Regions from separate parts of the Homo sapiens genome. Here regions 1 and 2 are each linked to region 3. A link is a contact called in ENCODE Hi-C or POLR2A ChIA-PET data. All regions are on one chromosome and are shown on one strand. The core of a region is the stretch at or near the end of the contact, and the rest is flanking DNA. Distances in the headings are between cores, read along the strand shown. Region 1 has its middle 19 kb from the start of SERPINE1. Region 2 holds the start of TRIM56 (tripartite motif containing 56). Region 3 holds the start of TSC22D4-C7ORF61 (TSC22D4-C7orf61 readthrough).

Region 1 (3,155 bases), core at 119-2,618, 630 kb after region 3:
TTGGCCAGGCTGGTCTCAAACTCCTGACCTCAGGTGATCCACACACCTCGGCCTCCCAAAGTGCTGGGATTACAGATGTGAGTCACCACGCCCGGCCCGTTTTTGTTTTTTCAGAGATAGGGTCTCACTCTGTCGCCCAGCCTGGAGTGCAGTGGTGTGATCATAGCTCACTGCAGCCTCCAACTCTTAGGCTCAAGCAATCCTCCCACCTCAGCCTTCCGAGTAGCTGGGACCACAGGTGTGCGCCACCATGCCCAGCTAATCATTTTATTTTTTGTAGAGGAGGGATCTCATTGTGTTACCCAGGCTGGTCTTGAACTCCTGGGCTCAAGTGATTCTCCTGTCTCAGCCTCCCAAAGTGCTGGGATTACAAGCATGAGCCACTGCACTTGGCCCATATCATGCAGTATTAAGGGGCATAGGAGGAAAGTGTAGACCCAAACAGTTCCTAACCCCTAAATTCTTACCATCCAGTAGGGAAAGCAAAATGAATACATGGCAGTATTTTCAGTAGAGACAGGGTTTCACCATGTTGGCCAGGCTGGTCTCAAACCCCTGACAATGGAAAGCAAGCCAGTGCTGAACTCTGTGTGTGATCCTGTGGGTCCTATTGCAAGAATTTTCAGGTTCAAAGGACAGACAGCAGAGGGTGGTTTGGGGGGAAAGGTGGAAGCCCTAGAAGGCTCTGTGGACCACAGATCTGCAAAGGAGGGGAAACATTCCAGAGAGGAGTGTGTGTGGCCGGAGACTGGCCACAAAAGACCCCCAGAAGTTGAAGTGGGGGCAGCGAGTGGACCTGCCTAATTGCAAGAGATGGATGGCAAAAACAAAAATCAGATCTTGTGATGGGAGGAGAGGAACAGATGTGGCAAATCTAGATGTGCCCCCAACCCCGTGTTTACAGATAACTTCCCAGTTTCCCCTTTCACCCACACAGCTTCTGCTCATCTTCTGCAGAACAGGCACGGCGGGGTGGGGGCCAGGCGCAGTGGCTGACACCTATAATCCTAGCACTCTGGGAGGCCGAGGCAGGTGGATCACTTGAGGTCAGGAATTCGAGACCAGCCTGGCCAACTTGGTGAAACCTGTCTCTACTAAAAATACAAAAATTAGCCAGGCGTGGTGGCGCATGCCTGTAGTCCCAGCTACTTGGGAGGCTGAGGCAGGAGAATCGCTTGAACCCGGGAGGCGGAGATTGCAGTGAGCAGAAATCGCATCGCTGCACTCCAGCCTGGGCGACAGGGCAAGACTCTGTCTCAAAAAAAAAAAAAAAAAAAAAAAGAGGCACTGGGTTTGTTGGGAAACGTGGGGAGCCCTGGGGAGGCCCTGCAATTACCACAGCCCTGGCAGACGCCCATTACAAAAGCACAAACACACACACACACACGCACGCACGCTCATTCATCCAGCCAGCGGAACTAACGGTCTACTGGACAGGAAAGCCCTGTTGGAGAGAGAGGGTGGGGAATCCCGCCCAGGCCAAGGGGGACAGCCCTGCTGCCTTCCACCTGCTGCAGAGCTGCTGACCGGCTCTGATTCAACCCGGAAAACCAGCCCGGTGTTTTGGACACAACATGACCTTTTACCTGTGGGCCTCTCGGGATTCTCAGAAACAGCAACAGGTGGGGGGTTGGGGGGTTCCCGAGCCTGGGGCTTTCCTTCTGGGCTCAGCCCCCACCTCCGCCCCCACTTCCCTGATGAGCTGCTACCAAAGATAGACAAGAGCAAATGGAGTTTGGCATGTCATTTCCTGAAAGGATGGGGACTTGAAGACAAGGTCCCCTGGGCCCAGTTCCCGGAGTTTAGGTTCAAGAACGAGATGCTTGATCCACCCAAAGCAGAACGGCTTCTGCTAGCTCTAAATCGGTGGCTCAGAAAGAGAAGGGGGCTCCCAAACCTCCTAGACCCTAAAGCTCCTCTGTTGGTCTCTCTAATTTCCCTGGTGTCCCCTGTCCAGGAGCAAGGCCGTGGACACACAACAACTGCCTCTGCTTCCTGAGATGCTGATCCTTGGACCAAGCTGGCCAGTCCAGGGCTGAAGGGCTCAGGAGGAGGGAGAGGTCTCTGCCTGCAGGGCCCCAAGCATCTGCTGTCCCTGGCACGACCCGGGTTGTCTGGGTCTGGGGCCAGTCTCCTAGGGGAATGAGCTGGCAGGCTGGGTTGTACCCAGGGAGTGTGCCTGGAGGGAGACAGCCGTCGTGGTTCAGGCTGTGAATAACAGGAGCCTCATCTCTGCCCCAGAGCTTCAGGGAAGGGAGCACCTGGCACAGAAGTGACTAAGAGAGCAGGTCTGGGCGGGTAGCTGACGTGCAGCAAACAAGGGAATAGGAGGTTCCCCCAGGTTCCCACACACGGAGCAAATCCCACGGCCTGCCCTTTGGGGTCCTCCATGTCCAGACCCTCCAACCTGGTTTCTGCACACAACTGCTTCTCCAGGCTGAGAAGTCCTCCCGACCAGCCCCCAACCATACCCCTCTGCTCTATGCCAAGGTCACTGGACCCTTCCTTGTCTGCTCCAGGCCTCACACATCCCCTCTCTAGGGGCCTAATCTGATCTCATGTGTCACTCAAGAGCCTCTTGGTGTAAATCTCCTTAGAACCTTTTTTTTTGAAACAGGGTCTCACGACCAGGCACAGTGGCTCACGCTTGTAATCCCAACACTTTGGGAGGCCAAGGTGGGTGGATCACAAGGTCAGGAGTTCGAGACTAGCCTGGACAGCTTAGTGAAACCCCGTCTCTACTAAAAATACAAAATTAACTGGGCATGGTGGCAGGTGCCTGTAATCCCAGCTACTCAGGAGGCTGAGGCAGGAAAATCACTTGAACCCAGGAGGTGGAGGCTACAGTGAGCCGAGATGATGCCACTGCACTCCAGCCTGGGCTACAGAGTGAGAGTCTGTCTCTTTAAAAAAAGTTGTGAAGGAAGGGGCCAATGAAGGAACTCATAGGGAGCAGTGGGTCACACGGTGAGGGGCTTGAAGTATCCTGGGTTGGGGATAGGGGACAGGCATGCAAGGGTCACGTCGGGGGAACAGCTGAGATACGGAGAAACAGGATGAAGTCTGGTTAAGAGCTGGGGCTGCTGGAGCCAGTCTCTCTCTTAGCTGAGTGACTTTGAGCAGGATAGCAAATCCTCTATCTGTCAGTTTCCTCA
Region 2 (3,285 bases), core at 399-2,898, 610 kb after region 3:
TCTTCACCTTGGTTGCCCGTCTGGTTGGTAGCATTCAACAGTGCTGACCCCCTCGTCCTTCTAGAAGTGCAGCATTTCCTGCCTTGGCCTCTGTGACCCTCTCTCTTTTGGATTTCCACCTACCTCTCTGGCATCTATGTCTCAGCCCCTCCACCTTTCACCTGGACCCTGAGGTCAGGCTCCCTTCTGTCCTCTCGGCTGCTGCCAGAGTGAGCTCTTACAGCTTCAGTTTCCTACTTAAATTCCGCCATGTGGATAAAAAGGTACAAACATGCATAGGTATGTCATGAATTAATTACGGTAAAATGATAATTGTAGAACAGAAGTGGTGGAGATATGGGTGTTCACCGCAATTCTTTCAACTTCTTTGTGCTTTGAATTTTTCATAAAATGAGGCTGTGCATGTTGGCTCACGCCTGTAATCCCAGCACTTTGGGAGGCCAAGGTGGGTGGATCACTTGAGGTCAGAAGTTCGAGACCAGCCTGGCCAACATAGTGAAACCCCATCTCTACTAAAAATACAAAAATTAGCTGGGCGTGGCAGTGAGTGCCCGTAATCCCAGCTACTTTGGAGGCTGAGGCAGGAGGATCGCTTGAACCCGGGAAGCGGAGGTTGCTGTGAGCTAAGATCACACCACTGCACTCCAGCCTGGGCGACAGAGCGAGGCTTTGTCTCAAAATAAAAATTATTTTTTCATGAAATGTTGAGGGAAATCTCCTGCAATGATTCTTTTGTCTTTTTTGATAAAATGCAGGCTTCTCTGCCAACACTCTCGTATCCTCTCCACACACATCATCCTAAATGGGGATGTACCCTTGCTGCTCCCAGTACCTGGAACAGGAACATTCTTCTCAGTGTTCTCCAGCCCTCTATGCCCTCTTACTGTTTTATTTTTTAGACAGGGTCTTGCTCTGTCATCCAGGCTGGAGTGCAGTGTCACCATCATGGCTCACTGCAGCCTCGACCTCCCAGGTTCAAGTGATTCTCCTGCCTCAGTCTCCTGAGTATCTGGGATTACAGGTATGCGCTACCATGCACGGCTAGCGAATTTTTTATGGAGACTGGGTCTCACCATATTGCCCAAGCTGGTCTTGAACTCCTGGGCTGAAGCAATCCTCCCGCCTTCTTTAAACTCATCTCATTGATGCCTTCTCCAGGAAGCCTGTGCTGTTCCCTCAGCAAGAGGCTTCTTACCTGATCCCCCACAGCCTCTCCTACAGCTCAGCAACGGTTTATGGAATGAAAGGCCTCTCTTGAAGCTTTGCAGGCACCTGCCTGCCTGAGGTGTTAGCAAATCTGCAGACCCGCCCTGAGGCCATGTGTCTAGTTACCCTGGTCTCTGAATCACAGATGAGCTCTCATTTCTTCCCACAAATAAACCCTGTGACCCTCCACCCTCTACTCAGAGAACCCGCCCTCAGGTAGTTCCCTGTTTGTGACATACACACACTTAGCCCTGAGGCTGGACTGACAGGCCGACCTGGCTGGTGGACTCCAGCCCAAGCCTGCCAGCTGCCTGCCGGGGTGGGGGCCTTGGCGGGAGAGGACGGGGCCGGGTGGGGAGGAAGGCGGGGCCTGAGGCTGTGCGAGGCGAGTCGGTGTGTCCCTGGCTGGGACGGAAGTTGCACCACAAGTACAATTAGTTTCAGTTTTGTTTCTTTTCCAGGCACCCAGCAACGGCGGCCTCCAGGCCTCAGGCCCCCTCACCATCCTAGAGGTCAAGATCAGCTCTGGCTAGGTAAGGGGTGGGGGGCGGCACAGCTATAGGAAGGACCGAGCGGAGGGAGTAGGGGGAGGGGAGTGGAGAGAGAGCGCGGGAGGAGGAGGAAGGGAAGGAAAGGGAGGGCGTGAAGAGGCACCCGGAAGGCAGGAGGAGAGGGCAGGAGGGAAACTGCACTCGCCTCCCTCCCGCTCCGTGGCCACAGGTCCCCGCAAGAAAGACCCCGTCCCACTCTCTGAGGTCTCCTCCCAGCTCCAGAAAAGGGGACATTCCACCTAGTCTGCCCAACAAGTAGGTCTCAGCCACTGTGCCAGGAGCTCGGGACTCCCTCCCTCCAGAGGTTTCTGGAATGCATTCAGCAGGAAAAGCTAAAAGAACAGGACTCCAGGAGATAAGCCAAGGCCAAGTCTATCAGAGGGTGAGCCAGCAGCGGGAAGGGGACCAGCCCTTCCCCTAGCGTTTTTTCTGCCCGCTCCAGAATCCGCTTTAGAAACTGTTAAATGCAGAAAGTGGGGCCTCCACCACCCGCGATGCTGCCCCAGGTCTAGCAGAAGACAGGTGTAAGGCCAGGCGGGTGCGGTGGCTCATGCCTGTAATCCTAATGCTTTGGGAAGGCCGAGACGGGAGGATAGCCTGAGGCCAGGAGTTGGAGACCAGCCTGGGCAACATAGCAAGACCCCATCTCTACAAAAAGTGATAATTTTTAAAAAATGGGCTGGCTGGGCCCCTGGGCATGGTGGCTCACGCCTATAATCCCAGCACTTTGGGAGACCGAGGAGGGCGGATCACCTGAGGTCAGGAGTTCAAGACCAGCCTGGCCAATAGGGCCAAACTCCATTTCTACTAAACATACAAAAATTAGCCGGGTGTGATGGTGCGCACCTGTAATCACAGCTACTCGGGAGGCTGAGGCAGGAGAATCACTTGAACCTGGCAGGTGGAGGTGGCAGTGAGCCAAGATCGCACCACTGCACTCCAGCCTGGGCAACAGAGTGAGACTCTGTCTCAAAAAAAAAAAAAAAAAAAAAAAAGGCTGGGCATGGTGGCACATGCCTGTACTCCCAACTACTCAAAAGACTTGAGTCTAGGAGTTTGAGGCTGCAGTGAACTACGATCACGCCACTGCACTCCAGCCTGGGTGACAGAGGGTGACCCTATTGCTAAAAACTAAAATAAAATAAAAAGAAGGCAGGTGTATGGGGCTTGGAGGATTAAAGCCCCCTAAGCTACTGCAAGATCCTACCCCAACTGGCAGGACCTAGGCATCTCTGCCCACTGGGATCCCCGTCTGTGTCCTTACTGCCTGCTCCTCGCACCCTGGCACCCTATACAGCAGGACCCCAGTACCTGTGCACACAGGAGGGCTTCCACCATGTTTGCCACAAGGCCTGTGGACTGGGGACACTGAGGATTCGATTATTAGCTAAGGCCAGGGACTCCTGGTCTTGTCAGTTCTCACAGGTCTGACCCAACAAGTAGCACTGACATTTTTACGTTTGCTGGATGTACACACGGAAGTGGAGGAGGAGGAGGAGAAGGAGGAGGGCAGCTCCTTAGCTCAAGA
Region 3 (2,830 bases), core at 54-2,553:
AGGCGGGGCGGGGGCCCGGTTGGGGGCTGTGGGGTAGGGGGATCCGAAGCCCCTGGGCTCCCAGGGCCCTCATAGTCCGTGGTGACGCTGGTGATTTGGAAACTACTCTTCTTCTTGCCCCCGCTCATGGTCCCTGGGGCTCAGGGCTGGGCCAAGGTTGGGGGTGGGTTGGGGCTCCTTGAAGGGGCTCAGGCACCCCTGGAACAAGGGGGCCACATGGCGGGGACATCCGAGCCCCTGGGGACGTCTGGGTCCGACATGGCAGGAGGGCCTGGCGGGAACCGGGGGTGCCTGCTGGGTGAGGGGAGAAGAGGAGAGGGGAGGTGGCGGGAGGGGGGAGCAGGGGCAGGTTTTTCCTGCTGCTGTTGCTGCTGAACTCCAGAGCTGAGTTTGCAAACTGGAAAAAGAGGGGGAGAGAGAGAGAGAGAGAGAGAGAGAGAGTGTGTGTGTGTGTGTGTGTGTGTGTGTGTGTGTGTGTGTGTGTGTGTGTGAAACCAGTGGGCAGGCCACCTCCGGGGCTTCCTCTCCGGGGAGCAGAGTGGGGGAAGGGGAAACCGTCAGAGACCCAGAGACAGGCAAGAGATGACAGAGACCAGGGCAGAGGGGACTGGATCCAAGAAGGCACTCAGAGTAGAAAGAGGCAGATGAGTCCCAGAGTTGGGCATTTCTCGCCTGGGATTCTGACTCAGGGGGCCCGTATTGTCCCAAGAGCTCGGACTCCAGGGCCTGGGAGAACCAGGCTGAAGCAGCTCCCCAGCCTGGCCCGGCCACTCAGAGAGACCTCTCCTGGGCCTCGAGCCCCCACCCTCACCCCAGCTCCCACATCTCTGGGGCAGGCCCTGCCCGGCTACCCCCCAGCGCCCCACCCAGCCCTGAACCCTACCTCTGGGGCCTCGGCCACTGATCTGAGCCTGAGGGTCCCGGCGCCTAAGAGGTCGGGCTGTCCGTTCCCTGGGGCCTCCTGGCCATGGGCAGTGGCGGGGCACGCAGGCGGCGATCAGAGGCTGTCCCGTCCTCTCCGGGGGCCGCGGCTCATCCTGCCAGGCATCTCCGAGGAAAGTTTGCTCTCCGGAAAAGAAGAAACCCGCGCCTCCTCCGAGGAGCCTAGGAGCGGCCTCTGAAGCCCCAAGGGTCTGGAGACTGATGTGGGAGGGGGCGGCCGAGCCCCCCTCTGCTCCCGGTGGCAGCCAGCGAGTGGGTGTCCCGAGTCTCCTCCCGCGTGACCCTGCTGGGTCCGTGTCTCCGCTCCTCGGCTCCCCTGGGTCTCTGCCTCTCCGTCTTTCTCTTTCTGGGCTGTTGACAACCCCCACACCAGGAAGTCCTGCCTCCTCGGGCCTGCTGACTGCTCCTCTCCTCCTCCTCCTCCTCCTTCCCCTCTTCCTCCCCTTCCTCCTCCCTCCCTCCCTCCTGGGGCTTCCCGCCAGCTGGCCCGGGGCCAGGCCTGCCACAGCCGCTGCTGTTGCAGTTGCTGCAGCCACTGCTTAGGCTGCTGCTCCTGGGGGCCCCAAACAGACTCCCTTAACCCCACACCTGCCGGGCCCTAGCCCCACTCTTGCAGGGAGGGGCTGCAGGGGGCGGGGCTCGGGGAGAAAGGGGAGGAGCTTGCAGGGAGGCGAGGGATTCCCTTACTTGTAGTCAATTGCTGCCATTGGCCTAGAGACACACAGAAGAGACGGAAGGCACAGGCCGGGAGGTGTGCTGCATGCCCACCCAGAAGTTCCCAGTCCCTGCTGTGGGGCAGCTGTGGCTGTTACTGTCATTCTCCTTTGGTTTTCACAGCAACTGCATTATTCCCCCCATTCCTTATTTTTAAAAGTGGATTATTGCCGGATCCCGGTGGTGGCTCATGCCTGTAATCTCCGCACTTTGGGAGGTCGAGGAAGGAGGATCGCTTGAGACCAGTTTGGACAATATAATAGCAAGACCCCATCTCTACAAAAAATAAAAAAAAATAGCTGGGCATGGTGATGTGCACCTATAATTCCAGCTACTCAAAGGTGGGAGGATCGCTTGAGCCCAGGAGTTCGTGACCAGCCTGGGCAATATAACGAGATCCCCATCTCTACAAAAAATTTAAAAAATTAGCACTTTGGGAGGCCGAGGCGGGCGGATCACGAGGTCAAGAGATTAAGACCATCCTGGCCAACATGGTGAAACCAAGTCTCTACTTAAAATACAAAAATTAGCCAGGTGTGGTGGCGGGCACCTGTAGTCCCAGCTACTCGGGAGGCTGAGGCAGGAGAATCACTTCAACCTGGGAGGCGGAGGTTGCAGTGAGTCGAGATCACGCCACTGCACTCCAGCCTGGTGACAGAGTGAGACTCCATCTTAAAAAAAAAAAAAAACTGAGTGTGGTGATGTATACCTGTAGTCCCAGCTACTCAGGAGGCTGTGAGGCAGGAGGATCTCTTGAGCCCAGGAGGTTGAGGATGCAGTGAGCCAAGATTGTGCCACTGCACTCCAGCCTGGGCAACAGAGTGAGACCATGTCTCAAAAAAAAAAAAAAAGTGGATTATTATGAAAATTTTCAAACATGCCATGCAGACATGGGGAGACCATGCAAACTCCACACAGATGGTGGTCCCAGCCCAAAATCAATTTTTAGAAAATCATCAATGTTATAATGAAATGACATTCAATGAAATGACATTGTGTGGGGGCCAGCTGTAGTTTGCTGGACTATTTGAAATCAGATCCTAGATGTTATACTATTCCCCTTTCCCCCAACCTGCCCCCGCCTTTTTTTTTAGAGACAGGGTCTCTCTCTCTCTCTGTTGCCCAGGATGGAGTGCAGTGGTGCGATCATAGCTCACCACAGCCTGGAACTCCT

What was found. A loop is a pair of places that touch in the nucleus more often than their neighbours do. ChIA-PET counts read pairs that join two places held with the same protein, here RNA polymerase II (POLR2A). Pooled maps may share reads with other maps.
Region 1: a loop to region 3 is called in a pooled map, with 4 times the contacts of the local background. The contact joins the enhancer-like site here to the promoter of TSC22D4-C7ORF61 in region 3. A Hi-C loop is called at or near these places in 1 of 50 pooled maps. POLR2A ChIA-PET finds 5 or more read pairs at or near these places in 3 of 52 experiments (GM12878, RWPE1 and WTC11).
Region 2: a map of ovary shows a loop between it and region 3 (5-fold over the local background). The contact joins the promoter of TRIM56 here to the promoter of TSC22D4-C7ORF61 in region 3. A Hi-C loop is called at or near these places in 1 of 168 maps with a recorded cell type or tissue (ovary) and 9 of 50 pooled maps. POLR2A ChIA-PET finds 5 or more read pairs at or near these places in 1 of 52 experiments (RWPE1).

Annotation. Positions count from the first base shown.
Region 1 is chr7:101,107,008-101,110,162 of GRCh38, forward strand. No RefSeq gene overlaps it. Among named protein-coding and RNA genes, the nearest start is that of SERPINE1, 19 kb to the right of the region's middle. RefSeq lists enhancers at 802-1,752, 1,548-1,767, 1,753-2,703. Within about 2 kb of position 1,369, at least 10 of the 41 ENCODE cell types and tissues checked have a DNase peak (open chromatin) inside an H3K27ac peak, as active enhancers do.
Region 2 is chr7:101,083,833-101,087,117 of GRCh38, forward strand. TRIM56 (tripartite motif containing 56) reads left to right here and starts at 1,649. Exons shown (of 3, transcript NM_030961.3): 1 at 1,649-1,739; 2 at 3,174-3,285. RefSeq lists enhancers at 6-506, 1,210-1,259.
Region 3 is chr7:100,477,911-100,480,740 of GRCh38, forward strand. TSC22D4-C7ORF61 (TSC22D4-C7orf61 readthrough) reads right to left here and starts at 1,304. Exons shown (of 6, transcript NM_001395846.1): 1 at 884-1,304; 2 at 1-397. The coding sequence starts at 128. It overlaps TSC22D4 (TSC22 domain family member 4), which reads right to left and starts at 1,304. Exons shown (of 5, transcript NM_030935.5): 1 at 884-1,304; 2 at 1-397. The coding sequence starts at 128. RefSeq lists enhancers at 940-1,009, 1,710-1,819 and a silencer at 1,460-1,619.